Linked DNA regions of Mus musculus: region 2 is linked to region 1. Evidence: chromatin loops called from intact Hi-C (ENCODE). Cell type or tissue: left cerebral cortex. All regions are shown on one strand.

The links. Hi-C counts contacts between places; a loop is a spot of excess contacts. Peaks named below come from ENCODE experiments on the same cell type or tissue, not always from the same donor. Only the 100,000 strongest peaks of a DNase experiment are listed, where the experiment ranks them.
Region 2: a loop joins it to region 1, with 8 times the contacts of the local background. A loop is called at or near these places in 1 of 42 quality-filtered maps.

Annotation. Positions count from the first base shown.
Region 1 is chr3:96,578,290-96,583,289 of GRCm38, reverse strand. Polr3gl (polymerase (RNA) III (DNA directed) polypeptide G like) reads left to right here. Exons shown (of 8, transcript NM_027241.4): 2 at 1,035-1,202; 3 at 1,517-1,646; 4 at 2,387-2,455; 5 at 2,784-2,840; 6 at 3,201-3,274; 7 at 3,379-3,492; 8 at 4,702-5,000. The coding sequence starts at 1,077. The coding sequence ends at 4,788. Among named protein-coding and RNA genes, the nearest start is that of Polr3gl, 13 kb to the left of the region's middle. In left cerebral cortex, a CTCF peak has its summit at 2,908 (motif pointing right); DNase peaks (open chromatin) are centred at 2,913 and 4,355; H3K4me3 peaks cover 943 bases; H3K27ac peaks cover 2,051 bases.
Region 2 is chr3:96,661,599-96,666,598 of GRCm38, reverse strand. It overlaps Itga10 (integrin, alpha 10), which reads right to left. Exons shown (of 30, transcript NM_001302471.1): 28 at 4,680-4,775; 29 at 3,891-4,004; 30 at 2,080-3,634. The coding sequence ends at 3,569. It also overlaps the pseudogene Rpl21-ps11. Among named protein-coding and RNA genes, the nearest start is that of Ankrd35, 6.0 kb to the left of the region's middle. In left cerebral cortex, a CTCF peak has its summit at 2,766; DNase peaks (open chromatin) are centred at 2,852 and 3,563; H3K4me3 peaks cover 686 bases; H3K27ac peaks cover 966 bases.

The DNA.
Region 1 (5,000 bases):
TGTGAGTGATGGGAGTCAGAGTCGTGTCATCTGGAAGAGCAGTACCCCACCACTGAGACATCTCTCTAGCTGAATTGTTTTAGTACTTTAAAATATTATTTACTTTTACTTATTTGTATGTGTACCACTTATGTAAATGTGCATGGAGGCTGTGGCAGGCGTGGATTCTCCGGGAAGTAGAGTCACAGGCAGTGGGAACCACCTGATGTGAGCAGAGGAACCAGACCCAGGTCCTCTGCAAGAGCATGGGATACTTTTAACCACAGAGCCATCTCTCATGTTTTAAAACATATTTTAAAAGTGTGTGCATGTGAGTGCAGATGTCCATGGAGGCGAAATAAGGGTGTTAGATTCCCTGGAGCTGGGTTTACAGACGGTGTGAGACACCAGACACAAGTACTGGAACAAAACTCCATTCCTCTTCGAAAGCAATGCACATCTTAACCACTGAACAGTCTCTCCAGCTTTGTTTATCTTGAGACATGATCTTGCTATTTATCCCTCAGTGGCCTGGAACTCTATGTAGACCAGGCTAGCCTCAAACTGATAATCCTCTCGTCAAGTACAGGGCTCGGATTACAGGTTTGTGGTATCACTCCTAACTTAATGTTTTATTTATTTTTTAATTAATTAAGTAGTTATATTTTGTATTTATTTTGCTTGGTTTTTTTTTTTTTTTTTTTTTTTTTTTGAGACAGGTTTCTCTGCATAACCTTGGCTGTCCCAAAACTCATTCTGTAGACCAGGCTGGCCTCAAACTCAAAGTAATGCCTTCCTTTGCCTCTCAAGTGCTGAAACTAAAGGTGTGTCCCTCCACTGCCTGGCACATCAAATTTCTAACTGTCACAGAAAAAGGGATTGGAATGTAGCCCAAAGTAGAGTACTTGCCTAGCATGAGAAAAGCCCTGGGTTTGAACCGGGGCACAGAGGAAAACGTCACCTCCCATAGAACATCACATGATGTGCTGTGCGGCTTCTTGGCGTCATATCTCTTCTAGTACACTTCTTTATCTCTCTGTTTTTGTCTTTATTAGGTTTTTCTCACTGGATCTCTGCATATCCAGGCCCCCTCCACCATGGCCAGCCGGGGTGGGGGCCGGGGTCGTGGCCGGGGCCAGTTGACCTTCAACATGGAGGCTGTGGGCATTGGGAAGGGTGATGCTTTGCCCCCACCCACTCTCCAGCCCTCTCCACTCTTTCCTGTGAGTGTCTCCCTTCCCTTCCCAAGCCTCCCATGTGAGCCCCCACTGAGCCATATGAGCACAGAATCCTCCTGGCCCATCTCGAGCCATCTGCACCTTGATTCCGTCTATAGTCGCACCTGCCCCACGGGCGGTGTTTTCCCGGCAAGGAAGTGTTTATCTTCACTCTTCATACCGTCCACTCTCCAGCTCTCAGAATGCCCTCCTCCATCTTCTGGCCTTCCCAATCTTACTGAGAACACTGGATTTTACTTGGGGGAAAGGCCTTTTAAGGTTTTATTGCAGCGCTCCAGACTAACCACTGTACCCCTCAGCCCTTGGAGTTCCACCCAGTGCCTCTGCCGGCAGGAGAGGAGGGGGAGTATGTCCTGGCACTGAAGCAAGAGCTGCGCGGGGCCATGAGGCAGCTCCCCTACTTCATCCGGCCAGCCGTCCCCAAGAGAGGTCAGTAGAAAGCTAGCATAAGGATTCGGGCCTCCTTCTGTGGGCAGTGCCCATGCTAGCACGCTCAGGGCCAGAGAGGCTTAGAAGTTTCCTGTCTAATGGAAAGAGCATTAAATGTCCCTCTGTGTCTGAAATGTATCACCTTACTCGAGATTTTAATTGAACCTCAATCTTGGGGCTGGTGGGACATTAAAGCATCAGCATCTTAGTTCAAATAGGGGGGGTACAAATGAATTTCCAATTCATTAACTGGAGAGACCTTGATGCTGGGCCTCTGAGCACCCCACCTGTGCAAAGCTTTCACCTAGCGAGAGCAGGAGACTGGAGACGGCGGGCGGGGCTGCTGGCAGGCTTGGGAGAATGGTTACTTGCCCTCGGTGAGAAGTATTGACAGTTGATGCTTTTCTACTGAGCCCCTGGGAGCTGAGGGCTCAACACTGGAAGAAGACTTACCAAGCTAACCAGTTAGTGAGAGGGAGACAGAAGACTGAACCCTGGTTTTTATCCCAGGGTGTCCTGTCCAGTGAAGCTCACTGCTTCTCAGAAGAGGATTCTGGGCAAAGATAAGAATAGCAACAAGGCAGGCTGAAGGAGAGGCAAGGCTGACCCCAACTGACAGCTCTGGGCTCTGGGCTTAGAGTAAGGAGATTGATAGATAAGAGGGGCAGACCCTTAGGACAGATGTTCTAAGGTTAAAACTCTAACTCACGGGCTCTACCCCCCCCCCACCCGCCCCCCAGATGTGGAACGTTACTCAGACAAGTATCAGATGTCTGGGCCTATTGACAACGCCATCGATTGGAACCCTGGTAAGTGACTGGCCCCTCCTCTCCGAATGCCCTCCTTTCAGATTCTTTAGGTACCTCAAACTGTCACCTTCCTTTCCTGTACATCTAAATCTAGAGTCTTAGATGTGCTCTGCAACACTCTCGCGTTCTACGTGGAAACCCTATTTGTAACAACAGTGCCCACCTCTCCAGAAGCGTCAAACCTACAATTTTATTCTGAAAAATCTTCAAACCAACCCCCATTCCGTCCTTCCTTTTAAACACTCCCCTCCCCCTTAGCGCCAGCCATCACTCCCAGAAGCCTCCAGCCGGCCAGGGTCCTGCTGATTTTCACTCCCACTCTTCCCAGATTGGCGGCGACTCCCCAGTGAGCTCAAGATTCGAGTGCGGAAAGTACAGAAGGAGCGTGAGTGGATCTGCAGGAGGATGAGGGCTTGTCAGCCGGTGCCACGGGGACCACAGGAGGGCAGCAGACCGCCACATTTTGCTGCCGGAGACCACACGAGGGCAGCAGAGTGCCGTGTTTGCTGCAAGAGGGTGGAGTAGGCTCAGCTAGGATGGAGGGAGAGATGGCTCAGCTGATAAGAGATGCCAGCCACCAATCCACAGGACCCACTGTTGGAAGGAAGAACTCATTCTAACTTCCGCGTGTGTGTCACACACACACGTACACACACACACAGACACACACACACCCCAAATTTAAAACCCCGAAAGAAAGCTAGTAGATGTACTAAGGCCTCTCACTTTTTGATCCTCCAAACAGGGACCACCATTATCCTTCCCAAGAGGCCCCCTAAGAGCACAGACGATAAGGAGGAGACGATACAGAAACTAGAGGTGAGGAGGAAGTGCGATAGACAGCTGGCCTCCCGGTCCCTTGGAGCCCCAGCTCTCCCTGCATTCTGTGAGTGAGTTTCTCTTCCTATTCATCCTCACATGAGACGCTAGAGAAGAAGGAGGAGGAAGTGACTTCGGAGGAGGATGAAGAGAAAGAAGAAGAGGAGGAGAAGGAAGAGGGGGAGGAAGAGGAATACGATGAAGAGGAGCATGAGGAGGTGAGGGGGCTTTGCTCCTCCCCACCCCACCCCTCCTTTCTCCCTTACAAGTTGTAGGCTCACAACTCTTTTTTTTTTTTTCTTTTCAAGATTTCTTGTTGTTGTTTTATTTTTGGTTTTGGTTTTGAGACAGGGTCTCCATTATGCAAGCCAGGCTGGCCAGGAACTCCCCAGAAGCCCCCCTGCTTCTATTTCCTGCTGTTGGGGTTACATATGAGTCTGCCTCCAGACTTAGCATACAAGACTCTGTATGATTGCATACCAAGCGTGTTCTGGTGCCTGAGGAGGCCTGAAGAGGGTCTCCAAACCCCTGAAGCTGGGCGTTACAAGCAGGTGTGAGCTGCCCAAGTTATCTGAACTCCGAAAGAGCAACAAAGGCCTTTAACATCCAAGCCATCTTTTATTACATGTGTGCATGAGTGTGTGTGTGTGTGTGTGTGTGTGAAATGTGTGGAGGTCAGAAGACAACTTGCAAGAGTTGGCTCTCTCTTTTCCCGTGTGGGGTCTGGTTATTGACCACAGGTCCTCTGGCTTAACAACAAAGGCCTTTTGTACTGAGCCATCTCACTAACCCTGGGCTCTCAACCCTTACACGGGAGACATTCTCAGAGAGTTGCAGTGCCACCAAAAGCCTTTCTCCAGTTCATCTATCCCTGACCTATCCTCAAAACACGGAACATGGCGGGTGATATGGCTCAGAGGGCAAAGGGGCTTGCTACCAAGCCTGATGACCTGAGTGCAGTCCCCAGAACCCACAGAGTGGAAGGACTGACCCCTGCAAGTTGTCCCCTGACTTCCACATGTGCACCAGGGCACACTTGGACACACACATATAACATACATATACAGGCAAACAAATACTTTAACTTGTATAACATGGAGCAGGAGTGACGACTCTTGGTTAAGAGCGCATGCTGCTCTTCCATAGGACTCGAGCTCCACTCTCAGCATCCACATGGTGGCTCACAACAACCGGTGACTCCAGTTCCCGGGCATCTGACGCCATTGTCTGGCCTCCGAGGGTTCTAGCACGAAAGCAGTATACACATACATGCAGTCAAAGCACCTATACGCATGAAAAGGAATGAATGTAACAGCAGGTAGAGGTGTCCCAGACCTGGAAAGGTGTGTGTGAGAAGAAAGAGCCTGGAGACAAAGAGAAGAAAACTCTGACATCACCCCTGATCTTTGCTTCTTTTTACATTTCAGGAAACTGATTACATCATGTCATATTTTGACAATGGAGAGGACTTTGGAGGGGACAGCGATGACAATATGGATGAGGCCATATACTGAAAAACCTGGGCATAGACTGAAAACCTGGGCCATAGACTGAAAACCTGGGCCCATATATCATTCTTGATTTGAGATACAGGAACTAAATATCCCTATGTACTTAGGGGTTTTCCTATTTTTGTTATTTGTTTTGTTTTGTTTTGGTTGGTTGGCTTGGTTTGTTTTTTCCAGACAGGTTTCTCTGTGTAGCCCTGGCTGTCCTGGAACTCACT
Region 2 (5,000 bases), 83 kb before region 1:
AAGCGCCAGCCTGCGCCACCCAGAGAAGCACACTTTGTGAGGACTAATGGAAAAGAGCCTGAGCTGTTGGAGCCCATTCCATAAGAATTCATGGCCTAATGGACACAAAGAAATAAAATACCAGCACCAGGGAAAAAATATTTTTGTAATTATGGTTACTATTTACTAAGTATTTGCTACATGGTTGCCTTACCTGGATGGTCTCATTTAGTCCTCTAAACATGAGAAGGCTGGGGCAGATGTTAAATCTGACTCAGGTCACGTACGTTTGAAACTGCATGGCCTACATGCCCAAATCCTATCCTATCCTATCCTATCCTATCCTAAACTATACTACTGTGCTATAAGTTCTCTCTCTCTCTCATCTCACCTACCTCTATCTATCTATCTATCTATCTATCTATCTATCTATCTATCTCTGTTGTTTCTAAGACAGGACTTCCTTTTTTTTTTTTTTTTTTTTTTTTAAAGATTTATTTATTCATTATATGTAAGTACATTGTAGCTGTCTTTAGACACTCCAGAAGAGGGAGTCAGATCTCTTTATGGATGGTTGTGAGCCACCATGTGGTTGCTGGGATTTGAACTCCGGACCTTCAGAAGAGCAGTCGGGTGCTCTTACCCACTGAGCCATCTCGCCAGCCCCAAGACAGGACTTCTTTGTGTAGCCCTGGCTGTTCTAGAACTCTCTCTGTAGATAAGGCTGGCCTCAAACTCAGAGATCCATCTGCCTCTGCCTCCAAGTAATGGGATTAAAGGTGTCCACCGCCGCCACCACCACCACCACCAAGCCAGAATTTCTTGGTGTTATCTGAACCTCCAAGAAATTATGAACTGTTCAAGATGATATGGCAACAAATGAAAGGCACAGACTTCAATCCAGGTCTGTGTGTTTTTCTCAGGAAACTTTAAACGGTCCCGGAAGCTGGTGAGGATTGTGGGATGATGGAGCAGATCTCCTGGGAAAGAAGAGTCACAGAAAACATTCACAATAATTGTAAAAGTAATGTTTATTCACCTGCTGTAATTGTTGTCTTGAAGGCTTACTTCTGAACAAGCTCACCCTTTAACCCTTTCTAGCACTTTCTGAACTCTGGCTGGCTGGGTCAGCTCAGCTGTTCTGGCTCAAACCCCTCTCCAAGCTGACTGATTCAATCGGACTTCTCTTTTTGGTTTTTCTTTTTTTGGTTTTTTGAGACAGGGTTTCTCTGTGTAGCCCTGGCTGTCCTGGAACTCACTTTGTAGACCAGGCTGGCCTCGAACTCAGAAATCTGCCTGCCTCTGCCTCCCGAGTGCTGGGATTAAAGGCGTGCACCACCACGCCCGGCTTTAATCGGACTTCTCTTAGCTTCTCAATGAATTTCTCTACTTGGCCTCAAACTAACTCTAGCAATCTAATCTTCTGGTTCCTTCTCATTCTTTGGCCTGTTCTGTCTTCACCAATGCCTACTACCGTGTTCTCTTTGCAACCTGTCCCTGTAAAACTGTTCCTTAAAAAACCACCTCTGGCCGGGTGGTGGTGGTGCATGCCTTTAATCCCAGCACTTGGGAGGCAGAGGCAGGTGGATTTCTGAGTTCCAGGCCAGCCTGGTCTACAGAGTGAGTTCCAGGACAGCCAGGGCTATACAGAGAAACCCTGTCTTGAAAAAAAACCAACCAACCAACCAACCAAACAAACAAACAACCAAAAACCACCTCTGAATTCTACAAACTGACCTGCCTCTCAACTCACTGGATTCCCAATTCAAATGAACTGCACTCACTGACTTGACTAAACAGAACTCAGAGATCTGCATCCTCTGCCTGCCGAGTGCTGGGATTAAAGGTGTGTACCACCATGCCTGGATCTTAACTTTTCTTTACCTGGGACTTACTCTATACTAGACTAGCCTTGAACTTAGAGACCTGCTTGCCTCTGTCTCCTGGGAGTAAGGCATGTCAGTATTCCATCCAGATCACAGGGATCTAGAAGGTCTTTGGATGCGATCCTTTTCAGGGCAGCCATGTTGCTGTATTAAAATGCTGCAAACACTATCCATGGGCACTCTATATCCCAGGAAACTCAAACAGAGCCAGAAGTCATTTGATAACTGGATTTTATTTGTTCTGACCATTTGCTCACCATGACAGTCCCCAGGAGGGACTCTCTGCAGAAGACCAGAGACACCAAAATAAACATTGCAAGCAGACTCAGAACAGCCTGGGAAGACCGGTTCTCTGGCTGCTGGTCAACTGCTCAATCAGATTTCCTCTCATCACAGTCTAAGAGGGCCTCTGTCAGAGCTAAACTATGGAGATCAGAAACTGTCTTTGCTGTTCAAAAGTCTTAATTACAATAAACAACGAGTTTCCCCGTTACTATGAGAATTACACTTACCCATGAACCAAAACATAGGACAAAAGGGAGAGGGTTTAGTCAACACGCAATTTCCAGAAAAGGTGATCAAGAAAGGGCTGAAAAACTCACTGCAGCAGAGACACCTACAGCACATGACAGGAGTCTCAGAATGGTCTTCCCAGGCTATCACCGCTATAGCGCCAACACTGGGCAAGAAGGTGCTTACTCTCCAGACACCTGATGCCAACCATGTAGGCTTCCTCCCAGATGCAGATTCCCGCTTGTTTGGATCTATCTCAGGGGGCTGTTGTTACCCAAACCTGGTGCGGTGAAAGGGCTTCTTCCTGCCACCGTGAAGCTTTCAGTTACGAAAGCCCCGAAGAGTAAATGGAGAAAATTGTCACCAAGCTCCCCTGCTATCCCAGCTTGAACCACTTGGGGGCCTCTGGCTCCGGAAATTTTAGCATCAAGTCCTGGCCTTGCTCCCAGAGAAGGATGAGGGTTGGGATGCCTCAGCCCGGAGAGCCTGGGGGCAGCTGGGTTTCCCTAGCACCTGAGGGCGGAGTACTGTGAAGTCTCAGGTTTCAGCCGGCTGGCAGTTGCCGGTCTGAAGGATTCTCTGTGCCCTGGAATTGTACAGAATGTCTCTTGTGGCTTTTTCTCCTCCCTCCTTTTTTCCTGTTGACTCTCCCCACCCAGATCTATGAATCACAGGACTCCACGGGAAAGCAGCAGATGTTGACTTTTACTTCTTTTAAGCCAACGTCAGCTCTCTCCTGTGGAGTGGGGAGCAGGCAGGAAGGTGAGAGAGTGTGTACGCGTGTGCGGGGGGGGGGGGGGGGGGGCGGGGCGGAGGATAACCTTCTTTTTGGAATTGAGAGGGGGACAAAGGGAATCTGCAAGGAGAGTCGGGAGCAAAATCATTTGACTCCTGGTAATGGGGAAGATAGGGTCCAAAACAAAGAACCTGTGCTAGCTGTGGAAGCCGTCGGGAAGGGGGACGCACAGGGTGAGGATATTATGTGTTTTGGTGCCAGCCCTTCTCAGCTAAGGCAAAGCTTCATCTCTTGCCAGAAGCATCGCCATGGCTCAAAAGTCAAGTCAGGCTGCAGGCCTGGAGACACATGCTGGCAGCATCTTTTCCCCTTTGAGCCTCCAAGCCTCCTTTGGATACAGAGTCTCTTGAAAAGGCTGCCAAAGTGGGCTTCTGAGCCTCCTGCAGTCAGTCAGTCACTGCTCCAACTTCTCCTCACTTTCTTCTTCTTTGGGGATTTTCTTACGGGTAAAGAAGCCAAGCTATAGAGGAAAAGATACCAGTCATTGCCAGATGTCCCGGCTGGGGGCCTTGCCAATAGCCCTCGCTTATCTGAGGTCTTCGCTTCTGTTCTGTTTCCAAAAATGAGATTCAGATTTATTTTATTTGGCTTAGGTTGATTCAACCATCATTTGTGGGACAGAGTCAAGGAGAGCTGAACATGGCAGCCCCCTAGCCCCATCCTAACTAACACAGAGCCTGTCCTTTCTTTCCAACAGAATAAGATGCTGGCCTTACCTTCCACAGGCAGAAGACAAGGAGAGCAAGCAGGAGCAGCCCCCCCAGGACACTGCCAACGAGGATCCACAGGGAGATGAGGGTCGGGTGGGTCTGAATCACCTCCAAGTGACTCTGCATAGCAAGGAGAGTTTGTTTTGTCTTTTCTTGCTTGGCTTTTGAGGTGGCTTTTTGTGGCTTGGTTTGTTTGCTTGTGTTTGAGGCATTTTTATTTCATGTCCCAGGCCAGCCTTCAGCTCATGGCAAGCCTCCTCTCTCAGCTCCCCAGTACTTGAATTACAGGCAGGCATCACCACCCCTGACCTGTGTTTTATGTCTGCCCTTTAACTCAGCCTCAGTCAACATTATAACAAAGCCAGCCCTAAATAGAGTAAAAAATAAATAAATAAAGCAAAAAACCAAAACTTCTTCCTACTTAAAAACACTGAAGCAAGAAGCAAGACTCATGGAACCGCCACTTCTGACTGTTGGACCCCTGCCTGGTGGACTGTCGAGTGGATATAATTTTGCTCTGAAAAATCCCATTGTTGGGTAGGAGAGATGGCGCCATGGCTAAAAGCACTTGTTGCTCTTGCAAAAAGGTTGCAGGTTTGGTTCCCAGCACCCATATGGTGACTCAAAATCATCTTAGTTCCGGGGGATCCAGAACTAAGAGGTTCTGACCTCTACTCACGGCTCACTTGCTTGCAGGTAATACACATAGATTTTAAAAGCTAAGTTGAAAAATAAGAGGGAGAGAAGGGCCATCCTTTTCCCAACCCATTGCCACTCTTCCCAGCTCCACCCTACCTCACTCGAGCGGGAGGCTTCATTCAGTAGTAGGACACTGCCCTCCTCAGTTCCTAACTTGAAGGTGCTGACCACTGTCACAGACTTGAACTTGGCCTGTGGAATGAGCAGTTAGGAAACCATTTAAACTGAGCCATCATCTGGTAGTATAGAACCCCAAGAGCAAGGCTGAAGTTCCGTGGGCACAGTTACCAGGGCCCCGAAGACCATAAGATGCTGTTGGAAATGGATGGGGAAAGAGGAAGGGAAACTGTCGGGAGGGATGGTTTTGTGCACTGTGTATTCAGAAGCTGGTGACTGTGCCCAGAGATCTGGTTGCAG